Linked DNA regions of Mus musculus: region 2 is linked to region 1. The links are chromatin loops, found by intact Hi-C in ENCODE. Cell type or tissue: gastrocnemius. All regions are shown on one strand. Links, peaks and the distances in the headings refer to the core of each region. The heading gives the core; the rest is flanking DNA.

Evidence for each region. Hi-C counts contacts between places; a loop is a spot of excess contacts. Peaks named below come from ENCODE experiments on the same cell type or tissue, not always from the same donor. Only the 100,000 strongest peaks of a DNase experiment are listed, where the experiment ranks them.
Region 2: it touches region 1 in a loop (2.5-fold over the local background); 2 of 42 quality-filtered maps call a loop at or near these places.

The regions. Positions count from the first base shown.
Region 1 is chr10:23,537,310-23,545,652 of GRCm38, reverse strand. No RefSeq gene overlaps it. Among named protein-coding and RNA genes, the nearest start is that of Gm47843, 33 kb to the left of the region's middle. In gastrocnemius, for the core only: a CTCF peak has its summit at 3,409; no DNase peak of the experiment used is centred there; H3K4me3 peaks cover 1,250 bases; H3K27ac peaks cover 1,909 bases.
Region 2 is chr10:23,603,645-23,611,987 of GRCm38, reverse strand. No RefSeq gene overlaps it. Among named protein-coding and RNA genes, the nearest start is that of Gm47843, 33 kb to the right of the region's middle. In gastrocnemius, for the core only: a CTCF peak has its summit at 615 (motif pointing right); a DNase peak (open chromatin) is centred at 613; H3K4me3 peaks cover 1,153 bases; H3K27ac peaks cover 2,464 bases.

The sequences.
Region 1 (8,343 bases), core at 300-8,299:
CCAATAGAAGCACAGCGTCAGCCATATACTGTATGCTGTTGTAGCTTTTCTAATAGCCACAATGAAAAATAAATTTTAACTGAAATAATATTTACATATGTTACTCAGAGAAAACATGCTGAGTGTCAACACGATGATTGTATTCCACTGTGCCCATTTTAACACTGGAATTAATTAAAATGGAACTTCATATGAAAGTTCAGCCCCACAGTCACGCTAGCCACACGCTGAGTGGTCAACAAGCCACACGCTGAGTGGTCAACAGTGTAGCGCGACCATGGCTGTGAAGACAGAGAATCTGCTTCATTAGCGATCAGTGGAGGATGGACAGAAGCATGGAAGATGAAGCTGGAGAAGCATGGTCTCCACTGGTCCTCCAGAGACACAGCCATGGCCGAAGGAACAATAAACGTCGGCTCCCAACTGGGAACTTTGCAAAAGGCAAGATGGCATCTTTACCCATGTTGTTTTTTCATGGGCTTATGTTCTTCAAGCGGCTGTACGCCGATGGCTTCTCAAAGGGCATATTTGGCTGGCCAGAGCAGATGTAGGTATGAGAGGCATCTACCCAACCATCACTTGCGTGACCCCACCAACCTAGGCACATTTCACCACTCACACAATCAAATGCTTTTTAATTGAAAAAAAATCTTATTATGACTTCAAATAACCTTGAAAACTTTTTTCTATGATTTTATTTGATTATAGTTATATAAAGTATATTCATATTTATAGATATTTTATATTTTAACATATATAAGTATATACAAAATATATTTTATATAAATAAAATCTAAAAATTATATATAAATATTTACAGTTATTATATATATATATATATATATATAGAGAGAGAGAGAGAGAGAGAGAGAAACTTAAATTTTTTTCTACTTATTTATTTATTTACTATGTACCAAATCTAGGATCACACTTGTATTGAACATGTATTCTAACATCGAGTTAGAACAACCAGAACCCATTTTTAATAAAAACATAACCTATGTGCAGAAATGTACAGACTCATGAAATAAATAAATAAGAGATTAGCAACTAGGTTAAGAAACAGGAAAAAAAACCACTGTTTTTGGCTTTGTTGTTTTTTCACTAAGAGTCTAAACATAAATGAAGAGAAGTTATGAGGGATACATTTTAAAAATCTGATAAATTCAGATACATATACACACCTATATACTGAAATGCTATGTAGTCTACTCCTCACCCAAATAGAAAAAAAATCCTTTCATTTTTAATGAAGTAGATCAACACAGAAGGACAAATGACCTATGATATTTCTTATGTGGTATGGGCCAACTAAAAATGTGGAGCTCCGGAGAGCAGAGAGTTGAAAGGTCATTATTGGAGGATGGTTTGGGGAATGGAGAGAAGTTGATCCAAACAGTCCAGAATTTCAATGATCTGGGATGAAGAATGTTTGAAGATCCACTGTGCAGCAGGGAGACTTGCAGCTAACCACATGCCATGCTTCAGTTTGTAAAGGGAGTGTGTGTGTGTGTGTGTGTGTGTGTGTGTGTCCGTGTGTGTGTGTCCTATAAAACCCTGCCCACATGCTGGATGTGTTCATGAGCTGGGTGGCAGCAATCATTTCATAATGTGCATGTGTAGGAAACCAGCCAGCATTTTACTTCTTAAATACATTTAGTTTTTATTTATCAAATATACCCTCAAGAAACCCAGAAAAACAAGTTAAAATTTCTGCTTACATGTAGGAAGCATAAACACAGTTCCTATTTATACTATAACCCAGAACTGATTTAATTTGTTAGAAGTGGTAAGGTCATTTACACACTGCATTGACAACATCTACGGCAATAATTTTCTTATTTAATTATTTGAAAGTGAAATGCAAAACTACTGTCGTTTCCCAAATCACTTTTATAAACTGGTAACGATACTATCAACTGTGGATAATTTATTTTTAGTGTTTTGTTGTTATCTTTGGAAGGAGATATATTTAAATGACAATTAATATACTTTGGACTTCTGTGAATAGGAAATCTTGTGAAAAAAAGAAAAGAAAGAATAAAATAAAAAGAAAAGGAACTTTGGAGTCTGCAGACCTGGATTTTAATTCAGGTTCACTGTTGAAAAGCAGTTTCTGTTCAGGCTTAAAAGTTTTATGTAATTTTTGTGAGTTTCCAGTTTCCTGTTCTGTAGATTGGGAACAATAATGCATATTTCATCGACTATTAAAAACTATAAGTGCAGAAGCATATGTAAAGCATTTAGCATGATTCTCGACACATATTAGGAAGCTAATAAACACTAAGCCCTTTCCTATAGCCACTTGCACATTTCCCATGGAAATGGACCCTAATTTCTCCAATGTCTCAAGAGTTTATTAGCAAAAATGTTGTTAAAATTATTGTATGGTATCTTTAAACCTTAAAACCCCTAAACTATTTATGTCTTTTTCCCATTAGACGTTCTTTCATTTTGGCAAAATTATTGTAAGTCAATGATTACAGTGATCAGAGCTCGTTGAAATTGTATATATGTGCATCACTGTTTACATATACACATAAGTCACTATTTTCTGGAGGAAGGGAAGATGAAAAACTAACAAATGAAATCAAATTGTAACTTGCAGCAGCCTAGTAGTTATACTAATGGTACCTGAGTAACAAGCTGTTTGCTTCTGGATTAAGCCTTTAGAGGGTTCTATCTATGCAGCTTGCCAGTAACGACAAGGGCCACTGAAGTCATCTCGCGATACACGCACTTGGGCTATTTAAAGTCTGCTGTTTCATTTCCAAACTTCATACCCTGACGTCTCCAGAGTTGTTCACTTGGCACCCCTGGCTACACTTCAGCGGATAATTTGCACGCTACATAAGCATTTAGAAAAAACCCGGGTTAAACTGGGGGCGGCGAGAGTCATCAGTAACATTTATAGTCACTGTTTCACCCAATGGGACAAGCGGTGCATCTTGCAAGGGAAAGAGAACTTTCCTTCAATGCTGTTTCTACCTCCACATTGACATGGCAATGACCGCCCCCCAAGCTAAATTTACATTTGGCTTCATTTGTCAAATGGTTTTTGTACATTTCCCCTCCCCTAGACATTAATTTCCCCCCTTTTTAATACTTTAGTCAAGAGATTTGTCATTTAATTTGGGCCAAGCAAACTTGGAGAATGCAAGAACGACCTTTCATTTCCAGGATCGTTCAGTGTTAACTTTCAGCGTGAGGATGATGTAGATCAGATCAATATGTTGAAGATCCACACAGTTTACAAAATCCATTCAGCACAGGAGATAAATCGGAGCAGGAGGTGTGTGTGCCTTTGTGGGGCTGGGGAATGTGCTTTATTCACGGGAAGCAGCTGTCATGCTGGTTCAGCACTCAGGGGAAAGAGAAAGTTACTTCTTCCCTACTGTTCAAGCCTGGCTCTGCAGGTGGCTTTGTGGATCTGCAGGGAGGAGCCTGGAAACATTTGCCTTAGGCTTCTTTTCTCCATATTGGGTATTGCCCGAATTTGGCACATTCAGCACTCCGTGGACGAGGTATGCACAGGGCATCATTTCCCTCTAAGGCGAATGCCTTCCCTGCTGGCAGACCTTCAGAATCCATGAGCTCAGCCAAGCACCTTTGACCCCTCCACACAGCTGACAGCACAGTTGGCAGCCAGGAGCTTCCATTTATCCTAGGTCAGCTCCTGAGGCACCAACAAGCCCAGAAAGGAGGATGTGAGCAGTGACTTCAGAAATAACAGCGAGAAGACCTAAGAGTTAGTTGCCTTGGGTCTACTCAGGAAGAACCATTGACTAAACTGGTAAGGACAGGAACACAAGAGAAGGATGGAGAAATGGGCTGATCTGATACATGATCTGAAGACCCAGGAGGGGAAACCATTGCCTTTAACAGTGAGCCAGTGGACTGCACGGCAAGCCCCTGGGGACAATGCCTTTGCATGGGCAGATATAGCCATCTTCATGTCCGTGTGGCCCAGTTGTTCCTGAGAATTGGTGTTCACTCAATGGATGTTGGGGCAATTAGCTAGTGAGGACCATGACTGCATTTTATGAGTAGAGACACGTTTATATTTTCTGAGTTCTTTAATCTATTCAATAACATTTCTAAATCATTTCTCTACATCAATGGTTTTCAACCTTCCTGAAGCCGCGACTCCTCATGCTGTAACAATTCCCTAACTATACAATTATTTTCACTGCTACTTCATAACTGTAATAAATCACAGTGTAAATATCTGACAGGTGATCCCCAAAGGGATTCTGACCTACAGGTTGAGAACCACTGCTTTATACCAACCGAGAAAAAAAGGAACTCACTATTATCTTTTCCTTCACTTCTTACTGCTATCTATGTTTAAACTCTATGCTTAACTTTCTCTTGCTCCACACTGACCATGACCAAGGAGAAGCAAATCCCCTTTTGCAGATAAAGATGCTAAAGTTCAGACAACCTACACAGTGCCCATATTTATATGATAAGGACACAACTGAACCAAAAGGCTAGGTTATTTTTTTGATGCTAAAACCTTTCAGTTTTTTTCTCATGACCTAAATATCTAAATCACTCGGAATGGAGACAGAATATAATGACATATTTGCTTAGAGAATGTCAAATAAGAGGACAGGAAATCAGATGATAAGATAAAGACTTCTGGGAAGACTTAGAGGTGAAGGAGGGAAGGCTACACGTGATCAAGGCACAGTGTATTCATGTCCAAAAATTTCAAAGCATAAATAAAAATTTAAAAAAAGAATTTATATTCAGAAAAAAGGTATTTAGGAAAGAAAAAAAATCACTTATCAAATGTAATGGACTCCTCTTTCAAGATAGAAAATATTCACTAATTTGGAATAAACAATAAAACACACAGAAAAAAGTGAAAACCATATGCTCAACTGAACAAGAAATTAGGCAACAATAAACATAAAGATAACTTTGCCCTTGGTTGGGGACTTTCCATGTTGGAAAGCTGTCTGTCACTTCTATCTCCTAATAATGTAAGATTTAATAAAATTCTGACCAGCTTCTGCATCTTCCACAGATTTTAGGGCTCATCATGGAAAATGAATGCAAGAAGAGGCACAATATTTTGAAGATGAGTGAAGCTAACTCGTATGGTTAGACATTAACATTTGTTGTAAGCTATGTTGTTTAAACAGTGTAGAACTAATAGATCTTTGGAGTTATGAAGACATCAGACAGATGGTAAAATGTTTAAATAAGTGCATAGGTATACATCCCTAACCTAGAATCTATCTCCTCATGAGAGTCACTTACAAATGAAAATTACTTTTTTCCAAAGGAGTTTCACTGGGGAACCAAACCACTCTTAATGGTAGGCTTCATGCCCATGAGTAGGTGCCAAAACAAAACCAACTCAACAGTGTTTGGGAAAGTTCTTTGTCTCATAGTTCTGAATCATGGTTGTTGTTTTGGTTATTTCCTTCCATCCTTCCTTCCTCCTCCTCCTCCTCCCTTTCTTTCTTTCTTTCTTTCTTTCTTTCTTTCTTTCTTTCTTTCTTTCTTTCTTTCTTTCTTTCTTCTTCTTCTTCTTCTTCTTCTTCTTCTTCTTCTTCCTCTTCCTCTTCCTCTTCCTCTTCCTCTTCCTCTTCCTCTTCCTCTCTCTCTCTCTCTCTCTCTCTCTCTCTCTCTCTCTCTCTCTCTCCTAAATCTTAAATATCACAGGCACCTTGGCTTCCACTTTTGGGATTTGTAGGATCCTAGTGTTTGCAAATGTATGTGTCTCTGTATCAATATACATTTTTTTAAAGCTTTTTTTCTTTGGATTTTTTTTGGGGGGGGTGTTGGTTGTTTTTTCCTATTGTGAATTGTTTTATCTTTTAATTTTTACTATTATTCCTTAGATGTTTGTTTGTTTTCTGATGAGGGATGACAGAAAGGGTCCAGATAAGATGGGCGATAGGAAGGAACTTGGAGGAATAAGGGAAGGGGAACTGTAATCAGAATATATTGAATGAAAAAACCCTATTTTCAGTAAAAGAAAAATATGGTAGACATGTATAAAGTAGGCACGATGAAGATGGGATTTCAGGTCAGCGAGGAAGCAGCAGGCAAGCAGATCAACTGCAACAATACGTTTGGTTAAAATTTACAAAAATCATAACTACTAGATCATAAAAGGTTTTGTATGTGTTTATAGAGGCAAGTTTAAAATGTAAATATGAATATCTCACTGACCTTGGATGTAGTAAAGTCTTAAAACAAAAATATGTTTCCATGTATTCTGAAAGAGAACTGCTTTCCTCTGCCTCTTCCTCCTTCTCTTTTACCTTCTCTTCCTCCTTCTCCTCTTCTTCCTCTTCCATCTCTCCCTCCTTGTCACCTTCCTCTCTCTCATCCTTCTCCTTCATCCTCCCTCTCCTCTCCTTTCTGTCTTCTCTTGGTTTCTCTATTTTTCCAACCTGCTCTCTAACACAGAATTACTTTGAAAATCTTCACGAATAAATTTGAATGAAAATATCACAAATAAAGTGAAAAATACAAATCACCAACTGTTACAAGTAGATTCAACACACGAAATAAATATGGTTAGCACCTTTGTTTTATAAAAGTTTCCTCTCATGTAAAACTGATGACAGTTTCAATATGGAGACACAGACAAGCAAGTTGCAAGAACCACATGACCAATAAGTTCACAAGTCATATGAAATTCATAAAAATGAGATATATGCTAACTGAAATTAGGTATAGCTTCAGTCATATTAATATGGCAGTGGGCATCAATTCAGGGTTTTTTTTCTAGGACTAATCTCTAATGTTATTGGTGACTGGCTTGTTTGATCTTAATCTCTCTCCCTCTCCCTCCCCCCTCTCTCTCTTTCATTGCAGCTGGAACTCTGAGGACCCCCAGCACTCTCCTTGCAGTTCTTGGATAAAAGAGGATAGGGACAATTTTTTGCTTCTTGTTTTTGCTAGCTCCTCTGGAACGAATGTCCGCACCAGACTCTATTCCCCAGGGACTTAGCAAGTTTTATTGGAACAGGATCATCAGCTCTTTGCTGGACTGGGGCATGGCTTTAATAAAGTACTGACTGGAGAGACAAATTTTTTGCACCAGACTCCATGTGGTCTTCAGATTCTTGTGATCTACAGAGGACCAACTCTCAATGATTAAGACTTCCTTAGAAGTTGGGCTGTCTGCTGGGGGTTTTCCTCTCTGACTCCTTGCAAATAAGCTGAAGTCCAGAGACTTCAAACATACCTTCCCCTTATCTGCTCTCAGAGTTAGATTCAAACCTTCTTTGGTATAGTATAACATTAAATACAGTTCTTTTTTTCTGCTTCTTTCTCTATGTGTTTTAAGTTTCTGTAGTTTTTAATTTTCCTATGCTGGGAATCAAACATAGGACTTCACATAGATGAATATGTTTCTGGGTAATCTGAACTACAAAATGCCATTTTTAAGAGTAAACATTACCTGTATATGAAAATGCAAATCTTGTTTTATGAATTTGTATCTCCGCTCCTGCACTGAGGAATAAAGCTGCATTTTGATATATTCACAGATATTTTAATTGAGTGAATGAAAGTCAAAATTAAGTTTGTTTTACAATACCTCTAGCTTTATTGTCATCTACAATTAATGCACTTCAAATAGCTAGGACTGCCAACCACAAAGTACAGCTTAACTCTGGCTCTAATCACTTCTTTTGATAGTGGCTTACAAATAAGCTGGAATACTTCCCATTCTCACAACTGTTATGCTGCCTACAAAACATGTAACACATATTTGTGGAAATGTTTCTAAGTCTCTAGGTTTGGACATGGGAAGGGCTGGAGCCATAAATATATCCAAGGTGTTTATGAACAAGTACTAATTTGTTCAAAGTTTACATTTCATGTATGGAAATGCTGTTATGATGACCAAGCTCTGAGGGCAGGGTACTTAAAGCCATAGGTGTGAAATGTTTTTTGTTTATTCCATACAAGTTGATTTTGAGTTCTCTGTAAGTAAGTATTTATAGACTCGTTGTTTGTTGTTTTGGTTGAAACAGTTGTTTCTTGTGTTAACTTAGTATGTGAAAGCCATTAAACAAATCATTCAACATATTTTTATGCACTTTCTATGTAACAGAGCCAATAATGAGAATAAAGAATATTTTAAGAGAAAATAAATTTAGTACATTAAGCTTGGCTCCTGATCTTGGGGAAACAGTAGACATACTAGATAAAGGTCAAATGTAAGGTAGTACTTGGTGTTGAATCAACGAGTATAAGACAGTGCTTGGTGCTGAGTCAATGAAGATGATCTATATGAATCAATCAAAACTCTTAGGAGTCCACCATGTATTAGGTGCCCAATGAGTTGTTTGAATGGATACAGATGCT
Region 2 (8,343 bases), core at 14-8,013, 67 kb before region 1:
GATTACCAAAAGCATAATGTAATTGCTATCAAACCACCATGATTGATTCACAATAATTAAAATACATTTACCTCTCATTCCATAACAGAAACCCACATTTATTTCTTTTAGCTGACTTCTGAGTTTTAAAGTTTTCTTTTTAAATGATTCTTAAATTGAAGAAAAAAATGTAAAAAAAAAAAAAAAACCTCAGGAAAAATTTAAATTTAATATTGTTTCATTACTACTACCTGTTTTTAGGAAAAACACATGCCAGCGTGTGTTATTTAATATTTCTGGAAATTCTAAAGTCACTCACTTACAAAGGAAGCATTTGCCTTGCACTAATATTTCAATATTTCCTATATTTTCTCACAGTGCTGAAAGTAGCAGTCGGCTACTGGGTAAATTCTTCAACTTTGTGTGTTCTGCTTTATAACGTTGATGCCCATGATGGGATGTTGACCCCGATGATACAACTTCCCTGTATAATGGCCACATTCACCTCGGCCTCTAAGATGCAGTGGCTTGGAAGCTATAAGACAACATGAAGAAGTCCCTGCAGGATTTTTCGCGATTATGTAAATAGCGACCTGCACCCCAGACAGATGTAAAAGCTATTGGCACCACCAGGGGGTGCCAAAGGACAGCACCTGTTTACATTTTCAGCTAATGGGCCCTAAGAAAGAGTAGAAAAAGAATTGCCCCCAAGCTAGACCGTTAGTGCATAAACTCACCTTGCACCATCGTGGAATATCTGTGTGTAGTACTTGGATGCTACAAGAAGTCATTGATCGCTGCAGATAAATAGGAGCACTGCCAAAAGCTAGCAAGTCTCCCGCTTTTCCAAATGAGTCTACAGATGCAGAACCAGGGAGGACTTGGTCCTCGTGAACCAAGTGGACTTCATCGTGGTCAGTTGGGTGAGATGTGGTAGAATATGGACCAGAGCTGAGGTCTCCAGATCTTTTTTGTTCGCCAGAGTATTTTCCTCTTTGCCATGCTCCCCTTTCCCCCAACCCCGGTAAAAGAGCTGGGAGAGAAGGCCTCTCGTGACATCTGTTCGAGCCTCACTGTCCTTTTCAACACCTTGCTGGATAGAAAACAGTCTCCCATGAGCCTCCGGGTTTAAAAGAATAGCTATCGAGAACTCTCTCTGCCTCCTTCCTTCATGAAGATTACTGCAGAACCTAACAGGGCTCACTCCAAGGGCTTTGTGTCCTGTTGAAGAAAACCACATTCCCATCGGAGTGTTTCTAACTCTGCTCGCTTTTTATCTCCAGCTCCCATGAGCACCAGCTGCAGGGGCTTTCTTACTTCCATAGTTATGACTCTGTTGGCCTTCTGTCAAAATTAACAAAACGTCTCATGCCAAAAAACACATCGCGAGCTAATATTTTAAAATTGTCTGTGTTATATAGTACATGCTAAAGCCCCATTCCAAAGAATGCAGATCTGATATCTTCAGGTAAAACCCATATTCTCCCTGTAAGATACAGAGCCTGGCCTTCTCCATAGATGACTGGCTGACTTTAGGTTCCCGATATGTATCTAGGCGAAAGGACACAACACACCATAAATTAGAATTAGAAGCATAACAGAACCGTTTAGAGCCCCTATCGATTTTAATGTGCCTGGTCTAGAGAACCACTTGAGTGAATGTACTTCCCCCTACTCTGACAGCTGTTTTGCCATGACCAGAGGAGGGCTAATGAGGTTACAGCTGTCAGGCTTAATCAAAAGACACAAATATGAACAAGGAATTGGGTAGCTGGTTTCAGTTAATTTGTGCAAATGTACAGATTGGACAGGCAATATTTACACTGGCGACTCAAAACAAACTTTCAGGAATTGAGCCAAAGATGACCTCACTGGTTCTCAACTCCATTCTGGGGAGATAAGACTCAAATTAGAGAAACAGGAGATGGAGCCCCAAAGGGGTCCCAGCTTTGAGACACCCATGAAAAACCCGTTTGCATACAGCACATTTCCCTCTTCATCAAGTATCTAATTGGATTTCCAAGACGGGAGCCTAGTCATTCCAGGAAAAAAAAATCCTCTCCTAACTGTTCTGGGGATGCAGCTTGGGAGTCCGGGTCTTGTATTATTGCCATGGGACTTTATGTAAGAGTCACCCCTCCCCCACCCCCACCCTCGCCCGCGCTCATGAGAGCATCCAGTGTGTGCGCCAGGATTACTGCGCACCCATTCTGTTATGAAAACATCGTTCTATTAATATAAATGCACGCTGCATTTGCCAGGGCTAACGAGAACAGGTGCAAAGTCTTCAGATGCTTGTCCATACCGAGAAATGAAAAGAGTGTACAAACAGTTTTCCCTTGCCGTGGCACCGTGGGTGTCGATGTAACATTCGTCTCTACTGCATTCCTTGATGTTCATGGAAGGTAGCCCGGGAAACTTGATCTGACTGGCTTGGAGGGCAGAGAGGGGAGGAGGAGGAAGAGAGAGATAGTGATGACATGGTCTCTAGGATTCTGTTTATGCAAATACTGTCCTCTTGATCTGGGGCTCACATGGGTCATGTACAGAGCATATTCTGTCCTATCTCCTGCTGAGAATGGGTGGGTACGGACATCAGAAATAGTCTGCTGATCTGGTATGTAGAAAACAGTTGAACGGCACCGAATAGTTCAGATCTTCATCTCTCCCTCTCTCTCTCTTTTAAAAATCTTATCCATGTGACTGCCGTGGTGTTGCCCATAGTTTCAAATTCACTTTGTAGTTCCCAGGCAAGGGAGAAATTCCTTCTCTGAAAAGCCTATCTGGGTTCCAGTCTCCATCCAGAGGGCAGTCTGTGGGATTTACTTCTTTGAACAGGAAGACAAGCAGCCCGTGAATCCACCACTGAATGAATAGCCTTGACAAATGAGTAGTAAGAGCTCTATGTGTGTGCATTTTTTTTTTTTTTAGAAGTTTTGGAGTTCGCCACCAAAACTGGGTGTCTGTATATGTGTGTGAGGATGGAAAACATGTATAACATGTGTGTTACCTCTTGCTCCCAGTACTGTTAATCACTATCAATCAGAATCTGAAAATATTAAGTGAAAACTTCAAGAAATAAATGATTTAAACGTTTTGATAGGTTTCACTCCAGCATATTGTTAGAGCATTCTATTTATTATTAATTGGTATTAGTATCTGTGCCAGAATTATAAATTAAACTTTATAACAGTTATGTAATATGGTGGCTTGGATGAGAATGGCCCTCACATGCTCATGTTATTGAGCAAAGTCTCTAATTGGTAAACTGCTCAGGGGACTGCTTAGGACTTGTGACTTTGTTGGAGCATGTGTGGTCTTGATAGACTTGTACACTGTACACACATGCATATCTACAGATATTTATAGATATGCGTGTGTGTGTGTGGTGTACACATATACATAAGAGCACATTTATATATAGAAATTTTGGATAATTTGTTGCCAGTGTCTTTACAGTAGTCTCCAAGATGGCTCCCTGGATTCCTACCCCTAGAATACATATACACTGCATTCTTTCCCATTGAGTGTGAGTGAGGGCTCTAACGATGGTGGGATGTTATGCTGTATTCTTAAGGATGAATGAATGCTACTGAAGATGTGGTTCAACCCCCTCCTTGATTAGTTGACTGAGTTAATAAAAAAGGAGATTATTCAAATTACTTGAACTCTCCAGCAAGAAGACTTCCCTGAAGTCATAGAATTTCTCTGGGTATTGTCAAAACAGCCATGTTGTGAGAGCCTGTGAACCCGAGGGTCCTCTAAGAGGCCCCTCAGCTGGAACCCAGGGAGGAAACAAGGATCTCAGGGAGACAAACTCAGGGAGACAAGCAAGGCTTGAATTTACAGGTCGGTGGAGGATGTGGATACCACATGGGGTGGGAGCAGAGCCGACATCTTGATTTCTGTCTGCAAGACTGTGTGCAGTGACTGTGATAAGCTGCATGGGACAGGTGAGCCTCCATGCAAGCACGTGTTACTTTCATGCAGCAGTAGCTGGCTAGTATACTCTCGGTCTGCAAGATGACTCCTAGGGTTTGAACATGAACAAGACTGGCACTCACAAGAACACACGCCCACATTGTGAACGCCACAAGGAACATCAAATTATAAATGGTGGCCATGGTTATTGTGTGCTTCTTGTCAAGCATCTCATTTTCTTCCTTGGCTTAGATTCAGAGATACTCTCTCATCTCTCAGGAAGAATAGAAGTTTGGATTATAGTTTAAAGCTTCAGAACACAGCCTGTATTGACATCACACAGTATGTTTGGGGTTGAATAATTTTATTTGTGAAGGTGGGGATTTCCTTCTAAAGAGGAGCCTGGCTTACCACCAGGTTAAACTTTGGCTTTAGAATGGAGAGCAAGGGAGGCATAGGTACCAGGGTTAGGGGTTTTGCTGCAGAGAATTTGTGGGGGAAGCAGAGAACCTTGCTGATCCAAAAGCAAAATCACCATAATTCTTGCATGTAATTAATTGCTACTAACTGATAGTGTTCACACCAGTCAACCCTAGCGAAGGAGGATTTTCCTTACTTTACAAATCCCTTCTACTTTGCTAAGAATGGAAATAAATGGCAGAGCTTTCAGTGCTTCTAAGTTTGTTTTTGTGTTCTGGGTCCTGGTCTTTGAGATATGCTCCTTGCCTCGAGGTTATTTCAAATTTTCTCTGGTGATCCAAAGCCAAGTCTGGATCAGAGTATTCAAGTTTAGAACAGTGAGTTGAGTGTAGTTTCCAGATGGCTTAGGCATCCAGTACTGGGCCCTTGACATTATGAATCTGGGTCAGGCTTCACCATAAGCGCGTCTGAGGCAGTAGACAGGTTAACCAAGAAATCAGTCTCCATGTGCTTTTCGTAAGATCAACATGTAAAGAGTTGAACCCCACCCACCCACAGACCCCAACAGAGACTGGCAGCCCACACCATGAACGAGATGGTGCAGCAGGCTTGTGACAAGACATGCCCTAGATGTCCTGAGCAGAAGCGGTACGTAAGATTTTCTCTATGGCAACGAATCATGATGTCTTCAGCCCCGATGCCATGCTGTGAGTGACAAATGCAGTGCAATCACTACTGTTCTCAGGAGATATTATAAAACGTTCATGGAAAGGGCTGGCGTGCTTTTCATCTGAAGTTCTTTTTAGCGAAAGCAGTTACATAAATGCATGAGCGGACGATGCATGCAAAGTCACAGCTTCTTCTTCATTACAGAATAATGTGGGTCTGACGGCCGACACCTAAACCCCAACCACTGCCACGCTTCAGTCAGTAACGTTCTGTTGGAACAGTGATGTTCAGCTGATAACATGGTACTTATGTCGACTTGCGTTCCACAGTGGGCAGAAGCCTGTAGATAAGAAAACATTATTGAGCTGCAAACTCTAAAAACACACATTTTCTTTCACAAAAAGGTGGATTGACTTAGTTTAGAAAGACTTTGTTTGTTTTTATTATAGAAAACTCCAAAAAAAAAAAATCTCTGTAGGAGGAGAACCTGGACATTTATAAAGACTTAAGAAGAGAGAATGTTTACATTGACCAGTGTGGAAAATGAGTTACTTTAAAAGCAGTAATTAGCTGCCATGCTCTTATTACCAAACCAATCTCAATAAGTATTATCTACCTGTTTTTAGTCCCATAATAACTCTATCCAATATTTCTATATTACAGATCAAAAGGCGGTTTAGACTTAGGACAGTCAAAAAATGGCTCCATGCTACAACTGTAAATCTAGCTCACTTCTACCTGGAGTCTAAAATCTCAGCAGCACATTCCAGTTCTCTATCCAGACAACAAGGTGAGAATATCCTGTATAAGGCGACCATGAGTAAAGAAAGTCTTTCAATTTGGGACCAATTTCATAATTTAGAATTGAAAGTATATAGTATAAAACCATTTGTTTATCTTCCGTCTCTTAGGAACAAGAGCCATTCTGTGTTTTAATAAACATTGACTGACTTATACCTGTGCCAAGATATCTTGACCCCATGCAAGATTCTCCTTCCTTTTCAACTCAGTGGTGTCTACACACAAACTTTTAATATTCAACAATAGAATGAAGGACATACTTATCAATGTCTTACTCTTTAGTCTTGAAGGGAGATTACTTTCTGAGGTCAGTCTCATGGCTGTGATAGAAAGGTTTGCATGCCTAAGAGACACCACCTAAACCCAGATTATAGTGGCTGGCCTTTAGTTGTTGGTAGTATAGTTAAACAAGGTTTATTTGCCAATAGAAGTAAGACAAAAGGTTATCGTTCACAAAAGTTTGGAAAAAGTCTCTGACAGCCAGGAAAATTGAGGATTAGAGAGTATTAAGTATAACTCATTTTTTTTGTTGTTGTTTTGTGCTTCCTGAATGTCTATAAAGAGTAGCCCTCTCCCTCATTAGACAATTGAAAATACCTGAAGGTTTGCCACAACTCATGAGACAGCACTGTGGGCATCTAGAGAGACAAGGTCAGTGGGATGCTGCTGAACTCAGGACAGTGCCCAGGAAAGTCCCTCCTCACAAAGTGATAGATTCGGTCTGGGGAAGTATTGGTATTCAGGCCGTGCTGGCTTCCAAGGGCACAGGGATGCTTGTTTGATGCAGAATACTATATGATGCAAGAAGGCACATGTTGAATTCTTATAAAAAGAAAGTTATTGCAGCACAGAATCAAGCAGGAAGCAGGTCCACCTTGTTAATACATTTGGGAATCATCATTAACATTTTTCTAGTTTCCTAGCACTGTGGTAGCCAACTTCCATGCAGTTGGCTTAGACAATAGAAATTTATCTCCCAAATCTGCAGGCTGGAAGTCCAAGCTCAAGGTATGGACAAGCCTGTCTTTTATTAAGCACTGTGGGTAAATCTTCCTCCTGCATCACTCCGTGCACGTGCTGGTTTCTTTGCAACCAGCATTTGCTTTGCTTTTCTACCCCAACATCTGCCTCCATCTATATATCTCTATCTCTGTCTCTGTCTCTGTCTCTGTCTCTACCCCTACCTCTATTTCTACCTCTATCTTTATATATGGCCTCTCTCTGTGTGCCTGTATGCAAGTTTCCCTTTTGATAAAAGACTAGCCATACTGAATTAGAGCCCACTTTTGTGATTCCAACATGCTACACTACATCTGTAAAAACTCCATTTTCAAGTAGTGCCATGCTAGAGGATGGAAAGAATTAGAACTCCAACATACCTTATTTGGACAGACATAATACAGCCTGTGCAGTGCCCTAGGCCAGTACTATTTTAGAAGAGGAATGGGTGGCTGGGATTGAACCCAGGGTTCTGTGTGTGCCAGGCAAGCACTCTGCCATTGAGATAGATACCTCCCAAGCCCTCCTAAGCTTATTTTAGAAATGAACAGCCCGACAACTGTACTTTTTCTATGGTTTCCTGAAGGTCTTTTATTCCTTGTGAGCCCCTAGAAAGGCAAACATTTTGTAGTGGGCTCTGATGAACTCTAACTCATGACTTTGCACATGCTAAACCAGTACTCTACCTCTGAGTTACAACCCCAGTCATAATGGAAAAAGATTTAAATAAACAAACTTCTGTTGTAAAAATGTATGAAAAGCCATTTCATGGCACTTTTCTCCACTACAAAAAGTTAGAACTCTCTGTGAACATATGGGAACACATACGCACAAGCAAGATGAAGATGAGTGTGTATAGAAAATCTGCAACTGTTCTGAAAAAGAATATTAGCAACTTAATTTGTTCTTGGAGGGAACCTGGGTTGGACATAATGATCCATTTGCTTTTCTAAGTGGTTTCCCAGCAGCTTACAGGCCCCCTTGGTGGTCGGTGAGACGATTAAACAAAAGAGCCCAATGTGCTCGCCCAATCCCGCCACCCGAAAGTGACCAGCCAATATTACCTGTGACCTTTCCCAGGCGTGTAAGCAGAAAACCCTTCTTGAAAGAGGGAGCGATAAAGAAACCCCGGACTTCATTCTTTCCTGGGTTTGCTCTTAGGAATGTTTATTGGCGAGACACTAAGAATAAACCCAGGTATTGAAGGGGGCGCTGGGAGGTTGGCAAGCATGGCTAAGTCCAGCAGAGAAATTTGATGAGGAAATTAGATGCTGTGTAGATGGCGCGTAGTGATTAGTCTTCTGAAAGCCAGGATTATTATATAAGTGCATGGGGGAAGGGTGAGTTATTGCAGCAGATAGACTCCATTTATACAGGTGTGCTCCTTGCCACTAGTCCCATAATGCAGCGCGTGTTTATACATTTCCAGCAAACCGAAGACAGACACAATGAGATGGATCGCTGGGGCAGCAGCGTTCTCTCTTCAAATCGTAGGTTGCAGTGACAAGAGTTAGGCAGAAGAAAAACGCACAGTTTAGGACTCTTCCTGCAGCA